Linked DNA regions of Homo sapiens: all the other regions are linked to region 2. The links are chromatin contacts, found by Hi-C or POLR2A ChIA-PET in ENCODE. All regions are on one chromosome and are shown on one strand. Each heading gives the region's core, a stretch centred on a gene start or an enhancer-like site at or near the end of the contact. The rest is flanking DNA. Distances are from core to core; before and after follow the strand shown. Region 1 holds the start of LHFPL3-AS2 (LHFPL3 antisense RNA 2). Region 2 overlaps SRPK2 (SRSF protein kinase 2). Region 3 overlaps ATXN7L1 (ataxin 7 like 1). Region 4 overlaps LOC101927902 (a long non-coding RNA gene).

Region 1 (2,720 bases), core at 56-2,555, 430 kb after region 2:
AGCTTGCCGGCTTCCTTTCTGGCACATGTGGGTACATGTTCCTCTGAGCTTTCCCTCAATGTCTTCTTTTTCTAACTTCTTATGAAGATATTTAAACATGTGGTAGAATACATACCTATCCATGCACCCACCCTCACCTAAATTCAGGACTGGCTAATATTTGCCAAGTGTCATTTATTTACACATGCACATGTAGGAGACCAGAATATGCTTCCCGTAAATATGAAGGATTGTCGAGCTGAAGACAATTAAGAAGGAGATGGAGAAAGCTCTCTGCCCTCCCTCTATTTGCCTAAAAGCAGGACATAGATTTCCAGAGACAAAAGATATCCTGGCCTCCTCTTCTACCAGGGAGAACAAAGGTTAACTACTAAAGACAGCATTGGACCGTTTGGGCCTGGAGGTGATACTGGAGGAAATCTACACCAAGGAGCTCTCCTAACCAGCCTTTATCTGCCAATTATTTGCCTTCCCACAAGTTGCCACCCCTAGAGACTCAAAGACTATTTACTATGCTTTCGGCTTCCACCAACACATGGGACAGAGCTGTTTCAGGATGGGACCTGGGTTAGGTTAATTCTAGCTTTTTCTGGGCTGTTAGGCTGGAAGTGGCTTCTCAGCAGCAATACCAGCTGGTCGCGAAGGCTTTCTCCAGCAGGGCCCGCCCACAGCCCGCTCCTGCTCTACCTTAGCAGTAGGAAAGCTTTGGCATCCCCAGACGACAGGCTCACCAAGAACTCAAGTGCTCATTCAATAAAACACACACAGCTGAAGGGAAAGTCTGTAATTTGAGTATGTGTGTGGGCAGAACAGTTTCCCACCCCAGCACACTTGATTATTTGTGCTAATGGGGCGGGGGCTGGGGAGGGGGAGTCTGGGTCCCCAGTGTGACCCCCAGACTATTTACACATGGAGGAGCTTTATCTGGCTTTGGGAAGTGTGAGGTCGAGAGGTGATAACTTAGGGTTCCTCCCTGGGCATCAGGGAATCCCTGAAATTCTGTGCACACGTTTTTAGGAGTGGCGATGTATATCTTCCTAGGGAGAGAGGCCCTATTTACTGTCAGATTTTTGAAGGGAGACCCTGACCCCTAAGGTTAAAAATCATTACTCTGTGACTAATCCAGATAAAGTTCTATTGGTTTAGTATTAACTTTAGCTAATTTAAAATAAGTTTACCTTTCCTAAGAGATTTCCGTTCAATTGGCTGGGGATTTGGCTAGGTGGTGGGAAAATGTTAAGTAGAGTGAAAAATGTATCACTGATTAACCAGTGGAAATTTATTACAGCAGTTAAGAGCCCTGGGTCTGGAGCAAAACTGCTGAGGTTTGAGGCCCCGTTTTGCTGCTCACTAGCTACATGATCTTGGGCAAGTTATTTAAGCTCTCTGAGCTTCAGTTTCTTCCTCTGCAGAATGGGGATGAAAGTGGACTACTACCTCATGGCATGTTTTGAGGATGAAATGAGCTAATAAACACAGTCTTCAGCCCTACATTAGGTAAGCCATTCTTATTATTTGTTCTATTATCTATCTATCTATCTATCTATCTATCTATCTATCTATCTATCTATCTATCTATCTTGAGACAGAGTTTAGCTCTGTTGCCCAGGCTGGAGTACAGTGGTGCAATCTCGGCTCACTACAACCTCCGCCTCCTGGGTTCAAGTGATTCTCCTGCCTCAGCGTCCAGAGTAGCTGGGATTACAGGCGTGGGTTACCACGCCCAGCTAATTTTTCTATTTTTTTTTGTAGAGACAGGCACCCTTGATTATTTGGCCCAGCTGGTCTCGAACTCCTGCCTTCTCGAACTCCTGATCTGGCCACCTCTGCCTCCAAAAGTGCTGGGATTACAGGCGTGAGCCACTGCACCTGGCCTATTTCTTATTTAACAAGGTGGAATTGTTATTGGTGGCAGCGCCTTTGTGGCAGGAAGATGTTAAGGCTATGTCCCCTACATCAGAGTAGGCTGGGTTCTCCCATCTCTCTGGGATTCCTCTCTCCTCCCAGACCATCTAAAGCCAGCTTGGTCTTCAGGCTGATTCAAGAAGTACTTTCTCAGTATCTCCCAGCACATTCCACACTCCAACCCAGTTTATCCCTCTCTTCTCAATAGCCTATAACCCCCACGTAAACAAATACCCACACGTATTATGTATATTAGAAATGGGCTGGGCACGGTGGCTCACGCCTGTAATCCCAGCACTTTGGGAGGCCGAGGTGAGGGGATCACGAGGTCAGGAGTTTCAGACCAGCCTGGCCAACATGGTGAAACCCTGTCTCTACTAAAAATACAAAAATTAGCTGGGCATGATGGCCTGTAATCCCAGCTACTCGGGAGGCTGAGGCTGGATAATTGCTTGAACCCGGGAGTCAGAGGTTGCAGTGAGCCGAGATCAAGCCATTGCACTCCAGCTCTAGGTGACAGGGCAAGACTCCATCTCAGAAAAAAAAAAAGAAAAAGAAATGGAGTACTTTTCCTATATCAGGCACTCTGTGTGTGTGTGCATACTTCTATATATAAAACTTCATTTGGTCCTTACAGCAACTCTGTGAGGCATACCTCATACCTTATTAGCCCAATTTTACAGATGGGGAAATTGAGGCACAGATAGGTAAGTGATTATACCTCAATCCACAAAGCTAGTAAACAGTAAATCTGAGATTAAGATCTGCATATTTGAAGCCAATTCACCTTGCTGTTATTTAGTCATTTACTTCCT
Region 2 (2,700 bases), core at 141-2,640:
GATGAATTTGCTTGAAGGCAGTCTGTAATCCCATCACTTTGGGAGGCCAAAGAAGGCGGATCATTTGAGCTCAGGAGTTTGAGACCAGCCTGAGCAACGTGACAAAACCCTGTCTCCACCAAACAACAACAACAACAACAACAACAACAACAACAACAACAAACTGGGCTGGATGGCACGCTCCTGTAATCCCAGCTACTTGGGAGGCTGAGATGGGAGGATTGCTTGAGCCCAGGAGGTCAAGGCTGCAGTGAGCCATGATTGCACCACTGCATTCCAGCCTGGGTGACAGAGGGAGACTGTTTCAAAAAAAAACACAAAAAAACAAAACCATTACCTGGAAGAATTCTAACAGCACTATTATTCTCATTTTACAGATGAGGAACTGAGGCACAGAAATGTTCAGCAGCAGGCCCATTGTTTAGAGCTGATAGGTTGTAGAGCTGAGATTTAAAACTACCAAGTCGAAGCTTACAACTGTGCTATCTTACTTTTTTCAATTAAGAGTCATCCTTATGGAACTTTGGAGTTGGGAGTTCCTTAGCAATTACTTAATCTAACCCTTTCATTTTACTGATGAGAAAATTGAACCTTAGATAATAAGGGATTTATGACTTAGTCTCAGAGATAGGCAGGTAAACAACTAGCAGTGACACAAGGTGGAATAGAATGTTAACCAATAGAGGTACTGGCATTTACTGTGTGAAATTAAGGGAGGGATCATGTAATTCTGATGACTAGCCAAGAGCTTTTTTTTTTTTCTTTTGAGATAGAGTCTCGCTCTGTCACCCAGGCTGGAGTGCACTGGTGCAATCTTGGCTCATGCAACCTCCATCTCCTGGGTTCAAGCAATTCTCCTGCCTCAGCCTCCCGAGTAGCTGGGATTACAGGCGTGCGCCACCACAGCCAGCTAATTTTTGTATTTTTAGTAAGAGACTGGGTTTCACTATGTTGGCCAGGCTGGTCTCGATACCCTGACCTCAAGTAATCTGCCCACCTTGGCCTCCCAAAGTGCTGGGATTACTGGCGTGAGCCACCACACCCAGCCCCTAGTTGTATTAGCTATTTATTACCACATAACAAGTTACTGTGAAGCATAGTGGTTTAATGCAACATTTATCATCTTAGTTTCTGTGGGTTAAGAATTTGGAAGCAGTTGAGTGGGGTGGTTCTGGCTCAGGGTTGCAGTCATTTTGAAGGCTTGGCTGAGGCTGGAGGATCTGCTTCCAGGCTGTTGGCAGGAGGCCTTGCCTGTTGCTCTGTGGACCTCTTCTTGAATGTTCTCACAACATGTCAGCTGGCTTCATCAAGAGGGAGCAAGGAGGAAGCTGCGGTTACATTTTTATAACACACCCTTAGAAGACCTCACACTGCCACTTCTGCCACGTTTGTTAGAAGGGAGTTACTGGGTACAGCCCACACTCAAGGGAGAGTTCAGGTTCTGCCCTTTGAAGAGATGCAAATTAAGTAATTTGTGAACATATTTTTGAAACCACCACACTAGCTAAGCATATTGAGGAGGAGAAACAGTGGTGAAGAGTTAAAAGACGGGGATTCTAGACCCAGCTCTGCTGCTTGCTCCATAGGGAGGGAATGATTCATCCTTCCTGAATCTCTTATTTTCTCTAGGAAAATAGGATCATCAAACTGCACAGCCTGCTTTACAGTGGATTATAAGGGTGTCTTAGTCTGTTTACTGTTGCAGTAACTGAATTTCTGAGACTGGGGATCATCAAACTGCACAGCCTGCTTTACAGTGGATTATAAGGGTGTCTTAGTCTGTTTACTGTTGCAGTAACTGAATTTCTGAGACTGGGTTATTTATTTCTTCTTCTTCTTCTTCTTCTTTTTTTTTTTTTTTGAGATGGAGTCTTGTTCTTGTCTCCCAGGCTGGAGTGCAATGGCACAATCTTGGCTCACTGCAGCCTCCGCCCCCCGGGTTCAAGCGATTTTGCTGCCTCAGCCTCCCGAGTAGCTGGGATTATAGGTGCCGGCCACCACACCCAGCTAATTTTTTGTATTTTTAGTGGAGATGGGGTTTCACCATTTTGGCAAGGCTGGTCTTAAACTCCTGACCTCAGGTGATCCTCCTGCCTCGGCCACCCAAAGTGCTGGGATTACAGGTGTGAGCTACTGCGCCCGGCCGGTGATTTATTATTATTATTATTATTTTTGAGACGGAGTGTAACTCTGTCACCTAGGGTGGTCTCAAACTCCTGACCTCAGGTGATTCGCCCTCCTCAGCCTCCCAGAGTGCTGGGATTACAGGGGTGAGCCTGTTGCCCATCCTTAACCAGGGGTGGGCCTGGTTAAGACTGGGTAATTTATAAAGAAAAGGAATTTATTTCTTTCAGTTCTGCATGCTGGGAAGGCCAAGGTCAAGGGGTGCATCTAATGAGGACCTTCTTGCTGGTGGGGACTCTGCAGAGTCCCAAGGTGGCCTAGAGTATCACATGGTTAGGGGGCTGAGTGTGCTAGCTCAGGTCTCTTCCTCTTATAAAGCCACCAGTCGCACTCCCAGGATAATCCGTTAAAATTCGTTAACTCATTAATCCATGAATAGGTTCCATTCATGAGGGCAGAACCGTCATGACACAGTCACCTCTTAAAGACCTGCCTCATAATACCCACATTGGGGATTAAGTTTTAACGTGAGTTTCAGATGGGATAAACATTCAAATCATATCACAGGGTGGTAGC
Region 3 (2,708 bases), core at 70-2,569, 500 kb before region 2:
TATCTCTGAGATCTGTCTGTATCTTGTCCTCCAGCTCAGCCTACACACCAGGGCCCCCACTGAGGGCATTTGCAGAGTCTGGGGAGATGGGAAACCGGGAGCTCCTGAGAGGGACTCTCTTGCAGGCAAGTGAGGATCACTTTCCAAACAGGCAGGCCATATGGAGCATGGGTACCCCTTCTGTGCAGAAGGAGACACCACAGTGTCTTGCAGCAGAAGCCCATGCTCGCTCTGTGCTCGTTCTTCAGGAGGCACAGGGATCAGTGCTAGGCCTCTTAAGTCAGAGAGATCTGGGTTCAGCACAGAGGAAAGTCCTATAACCTCTCACAGCCTTATTTTTCCCATCTGCTTAATGGGATATCACAGGTAGCTCATAGGGTTGTTGGCAAAGTTGAAGGAAGTGAACACACAGCATTTAGCTCAATGCATGGCCCATGGGAAATGCGCAGTGAACATTTCCTTTGGTTGCCATTGAGTAGCCCCTGGAACAGAGGACTAGGGGGTGTCCTTCAGGATGAGCTTCCTCATGGTCCTCTCCTGTGGGAACAGTGTGCTGGTGAAGGCTGTATTCCCGATGCCATGGGGCATGACAGGCATGAGGAAATGACATCTGGAAATGGTCCTTAAACCAGGGCCCTAGGCAGGGAGCCAGGAGTGTGCAAACGTGGTGGCACATCTTTCAGAATGTCAGTTCAACTCTAATTCTACAGGAAAGTATTTTTTTATCATTATATTTCATCAACTCTAAGATGCCATTTATCAGAAAATACATTGTTATTTTATGTAACACTGAGAAAAAGCACTGCCAATTAAACTACAGCCACTGTGGATTCTAAGACATCCTGATTTTAAAGATGTTACAATGGAAGTGGGGGTGAGTGCAGCTTAGAATTAATAAAATACAGTAGGGCAAAAATAGAGTATCAAGGAAAATTTGCATTAATTTTTAAGATAAAGCATGAAATTTGAAGAGTCACAGAAAGCTCTTGTGGTAGCCTCAGAAGGTGCAGGTATGTGTGAACTTGCCAGCCCATCAGGGCAACTCTGTTTAAAGAGCTGAGAGCAGCTGGGGCTTAATCTGCCTCTAAGTTCAGATGGGAAGCAGGAGGGAAGGAAGTGGCCCAGACTTCAGAGCACCCATTGTCATTCAGGGGCCTGAACATCCTCAGGGAGCCCCAGTGACCTCAGGGCCCCTGGTGAATCATTTGTGTTCACTTCACTTAGAAGGAAAATCAACATACAGCACTTTCAGGAGGAGAAGAGGTGTCATGAAACCAAGCAAACAATGGCTACACCTCCAAGAGGGTGGGAAACCACAGGACGGCACCACCCTGTAAGAGAGGCAGCTTCCTGTGACTTGTTGTCTTTCAGTACAGCCTGCATGACCCATGAGCAGCACATCTTCTAGCGGGGGCCCAGCCCTGGTGTTTTGGTGTTTGGGTGGAGATTCAGGGAGAAAACCAGGCTTGACCCTCTTGCCCTTAAGAATTCCTGCGCATCTCAGGTCTGTCAGAAGGGATCTGGTTACACTAACTTCTTGCCAGAGCCCTCCCCACCTGCATATCACTACGTAGGGACGGACTCTGGGCAGTTGTGGTGTTGTCAAGGAGTGACGCCCTGGTGTGGTGACCAGCCTTCTGCCACCTCCTTGGCAGGGAAGTGAAATCACACCTCCAAGCCCTGTTGAGATTGTCCATCTCCTCTCAGGCCAGTGGTGATGGCCTGTCCCCTCTGATGGACTAATAATAGGGTGGTGATAATGGTGCAATAATGGTCAAATTCAGTGGAGCAGTTTTATTTTCAGACTGCTGTGTCGTGGGGTTAGGAGTGGAGGATAAGCCTTAGGTCATGGGACTTGCAGGTGGAGGAATGGAGGTGAGGAGACCAAGTGATCCACTGGGGTGATAGCTAGTGGCAGACCTGAGTCTAGAGCCATGCAGTGCAGGGAGAGGGCCCAGAGAGGAGCAGAAAGCAGTGACCCAGCCCTGAGAACACACTCTGGGCTGGCAGGCTGAGGGAACTGGAGGCTAGAAGAATAGTCACTGGGCCGAGGAGCAGCATGCTCTAGGCTGGGTGCACGGAGCTGCAATCATGGAGGGCCTGGACCTCCATGAGTAGATTTATTTAATGATGCTTTTTCTTCATGCAAAAGTGATATGTGATCACTGTAGAAGATGCACATCAACAAAAGAAGAAAAAAGCTAGCCTATACCCCTGTCATCTGGAATTAACCAGTGCTGACCTTTTGTTTGTTTCCTGTAACTTACAAAAATGGGATAATTTTGTATTATGTTGATTATGGTGAGTACCTTTCCTAGTTATTAAGTATTCCATTGTAAATGTATTTCATAATTTATTTAACTAATTCCCTGTCATTGGATATATTGGTTGTTTTCAGGTTCTCATTATTAAAAATAATATTGCAATCAAATGAATATCCTTGTAGCTAAATTTTTGCACACATTCATGATTATTTCTAAAGCATAAATTCTTAGAAGTGGAATGCTGAGTCTAAGAGTGTGCTGTTTTTGAGGCTTTTGATACTCATTGCTAAATTGCCCTCTAGAAATATTGTTCCAATTAATACTCCCATCAGGAGTGTATGAGAGTGGCTGTTTTCCCAACTCTGGCCAATATCTCACCAAAGATTGTCAGATATTTGATGATTTAATAAGTTCAAATGTTATCTTATTTTAGTTTTCATTCTT
Region 4 (2,700 bases), core at 93-2,592, 410 kb after region 2:
TGGCAGCCATCCTCCTCCAGAGCATGCTTTGGGCTCTGCTCTCCCAGGCTCCACTGTTTACAGGGACAGTTTCCAACTGGGGGGCATGCCCCAGCCTGCGTGGGTACCCTGCCTAATTCTGGCATTCACTTACCCACAAATGTAAACCATGGACTCCTATATAAAATGTATCAGTGATAAAGTTGATGTTTTGATCCCATTTGCTTTTTTTTTTTTTTTTTTTTTGAGATGAAGTCTCGTTCTGTCACCCAGGCTGGAATGCAGTGGGGTGATCTCGGCTCACTGCAACCTCCACTTCCTGGGTTCAAGTGATTCTACTGCCTCAGCCTTCCGAGTAGCTGGGATTACAGGTGTGTACTACCACACCCAGATAATTTTTGTATTTTCAGTAGAGACAGGGTTTCTCCATGTTGGCCAGGCTGGTCTTGAATTCCTGACCTCAAGTGATCTGCTTGCCTTGGCCTCCTAAAGTGCTGGGATTACAGGAGAGAGCCACTGCTCCTGGCCAATCCCATTTGTTTTTATTTCTCCTTGCCCAGCTCTTAATTACTCAGAACTTGGGAAGGGAAGAGAGGTTTCCTCTATTATAGTCTCTCAAATCTCCAAACTATTAACTCATTTAATCCTAACAAAAATTCCATTAGAGGACAGGGAGCAATGGCTCATGCCTGTAATCCTAGCACTTGAGAGGTGCAGTTGGGAGGATCTCTTGAGGCCAGGAGTTCAAGACCATCCTGGGCAACATAGTGAGACCCTGTCTCTACCAAAAATTAAAAGAAAAAAAGAATTCCATTAGAAAAGTACTCTTATTATCCTCTCAGATGAGGAAACTGAGCATTTGGCCTTTTGGTTGAAATACAAATATTTGCTCTCAGTCCAGGATCAGATGAAATTAAAGCATATAAGAGTGTTTGCAAACTGTTAAAGCTATGTATACAGAAGGCAATGAGGGTGGTGGTTCTGGCTTTCACACCCACTGGCAGTAGGACTCTGAGCAAGTACTTTCCGGACTTTAGTTCCTTTATCAGGAAAGTGAGGGGTGGGAGAGGCTGATCTGTGCAGATCCTTCCTGTTCTAACGCCTGTGACCACGAATCAGTGATGACTAGCCATTGACTGTTTTCTCCTGGCTTCCTCTGCGTCATTGAGGACTTTTGGATGCTGACTTTTCCCGATTGAGCTAGGCCCAGTCCCTGGGGAACACAGGCCACCTGAAACTCCCCCTCGTTGAATGGGCTGGGCTCAGTCATCTGAGGTTTGCTGCTCGGTTGCCTTTGGTTGCTGCAGCAACATAACACACGCCCACACTTCCGTTTCTGAGAGTGCGATGAAGGCTGATCTCCTCCTGTCGGCCACAGGGGCTCTCCCAGGCCCTGCCGCTCACAGTACTTCCTGGCTTCCTCACAAGGCCACCCGAGGGGAGGGGAAAGAAACCCACTAGTCATTCCTCGGGGGTTGTGGGAGTTGAAGTGAATACTTCCCCGGAAAAAAAAAAAAAAGGCACATCTCCATCAGGTCAGCACTGAGGGGCTAAAATCTCAAGAGATTCAGACTCAGTATTAAGAGACTGATTTGGCTGGGCGCAGTGGCTCATGCCTGTAATCCCAACACTTTGGGACGCCGAGGCGGGCGGATCGCCTGAGGTCAGGAGTTTGAGACCAGCCTGGGCAACATGGTGAAACTCCGTCTCTACTAAAAATACAAAAAATTAGCTGGGTGTAGTGGCAGGCACCTGTGATCCCAGCTACTCGGGAGGCTGAGGCAGGAGAACTCCTTGAACCCGGGAGGTGGAGGTTGCCGTGAGCCAAGATAGTGCCACTGCACTCCAGCCTGGGCGACAGAGTGAGACTCTGTCTCAAAAAAAATAAAATAAAATAAAGACTGATTTAGAACAGTGTTTGTGAACAGGATTTCTGCTTGCTGACGCCGTTGGAAGAGCCTGTGTTTTTGAAATGATTGACGTCATGAAATCTAGTTTGGTCACCAGGATATGGGGTTGACAAAGACCTTGTGGCAGGCCTTTACTATAAGTTTCATCTAATTCTGAAATTCAGTGCTTTCACACCGGAAGTGAGCAAAATAACAAAGAACAGAAAGTGGAAAAAACATTCTGACCTAGTGGAAACTATCTTTTGCCCACCTGCATTCCTGCAAAATAGCAGTCAAATTAGCCCAGATATCTACCTTTGAGGGGGTCCCCAGATGGTGTATCTCCCAAAGGGATTTTGTCGATGAATTTAACGCCCCAGTTATTCAGAAGAGAGTTCTAAAGGCATTATTAGAGGAACCTGAGGTTGTTTCTCTCTGCCTCCATAACAAAATAGCTCACTCTTTTGCACACCTGAATAAAGAAACTACACTGGGATCAGGAAATAAGGGCAGAGCCAGGGCAAATTCCGAACCAATGCAAGAAAACCTTTAAATGCAATTGCCCGGATAGTTCTCCCATTGAGAGGAACAGGATGTGTGCTGGCTTTAGCCAAGAGGAATGGGCTAGATAAGATGAGCATAGATTTTGAACATGCAAAAGGGTGAGGTGACCAGAGGGAAAAGGCGAGCAGCCAGGATAAGAAGACTCCTCTGTCCTTCTGACCCTTGCCCTCACAGGACCTGCTCCTACCAGCAACCAGCAGACACTTCCTCACTTAGGTGGGGGACTGAGGCTGTGGCCCTTGATGGCATTGTTCCCAGAATGGAAAAT

Evidence for each region. Hi-C counts contacts between places; a loop is a spot of excess contacts on that map. ChIA-PET counts read pairs that join two places held with the same protein, here RNA polymerase II (POLR2A). Pooled maps may share reads with other maps.
Region 1: a map of Ramos shows a loop between it and region 2 (2.0-fold over the local background). The contact joins the promoter of LHFPL3-AS2 here to the enhancer-like site in region 2. A Hi-C loop is called at or near these places in 2 of 168 maps with a recorded cell type or tissue (A673 and Ramos), 1 of 37 single-sample maps with no recorded cell type and 5 of 50 pooled maps. POLR2A ChIA-PET finds 5 or more read pairs at or near these places in 4 of 52 experiments (OCI-LY7, activated B cell, activated CD4-positive, alpha-beta T cell and 1 more).
Region 3: a pooled map shows a loop between it and region 2 (2.1-fold over the local background). The contact joins two enhancer-like sites. A Hi-C loop is called at or near these places in 3 of 50 pooled maps. POLR2A ChIA-PET finds 5 or more read pairs at or near these places in 3 of 52 experiments (AG04450 and activated T-cell).
Region 4: a map of natural killer cell shows a loop between it and region 2 (3-fold over the local background). The contact joins two enhancer-like sites. A Hi-C loop is called at or near these places in 3 of 168 maps with a recorded cell type or tissue (A673, naive thymus-derived CD4-positive, alpha-beta T cell and natural killer cell), 15 of 37 single-sample maps with no recorded cell type and 13 of 50 pooled maps. POLR2A ChIA-PET finds 5 or more read pairs at or near these places in 11 of 52 experiments (B cell, CD8-positive, alpha-beta memory T cell, OCI-LY7 and 7 more).

The regions. Positions count from the first base shown.
Region 1 is chr7:104,925,230-104,927,949 of GRCh38, reverse strand. LHFPL3-AS2 (LHFPL3 antisense RNA 2) reads left to right here and starts at 1,305. Exons shown (of 4, transcript NR_027374.1): 1 at 1,305-1,497.
Region 2 is chr7:105,350,966-105,353,665 of GRCh38, reverse strand. All of the region lies in intron 2 of SRPK2 (SRSF protein kinase 2), which reads left to right. Among named protein-coding and RNA genes, the nearest start is that of SRPK2, 37 kb to the left of the region's middle. RefSeq lists an enhancer at 1,233-1,312. Within about 2 kb of position 1,390, at least 27 of the 41 ENCODE cell types and tissues checked have a DNase peak (open chromatin) inside an H3K27ac peak, as active enhancers do; they include A673, B cell and natural killer cell, where a contact is called at or near this core.
Region 3 is chr7:105,848,167-105,850,874 of GRCh38, reverse strand. All of the region lies in intron 2 of ATXN7L1 (ataxin 7 like 1), which reads left to right. Among named protein-coding and RNA genes, the nearest start is that of ATXN7L1, 27 kb to the left of the region's middle. Within about 2 kb of position 1,319, at least 7 of the 41 ENCODE cell types and tissues checked have a DNase peak (open chromatin) inside an H3K27ac peak, as active enhancers do.
Region 4 is chr7:104,943,818-104,946,517 of GRCh38, reverse strand. All of the region lies in intron 1 of LOC101927902 (a long non-coding RNA gene), which reads right to left. Among named protein-coding and RNA genes, the nearest start is that of LHFPL3-AS2, 19 kb to the right of the region's middle. RefSeq lists enhancers at 860-929, 1,162-1,456, 1,250-1,559, 1,870-1,919, 2,560-2,619. Within about 2 kb of position 1,342, at least 37 of the 41 ENCODE cell types and tissues checked have a DNase peak (open chromatin) inside an H3K27ac peak, as active enhancers do; they include A673, B cell and natural killer cell, where a contact is called at or near this core.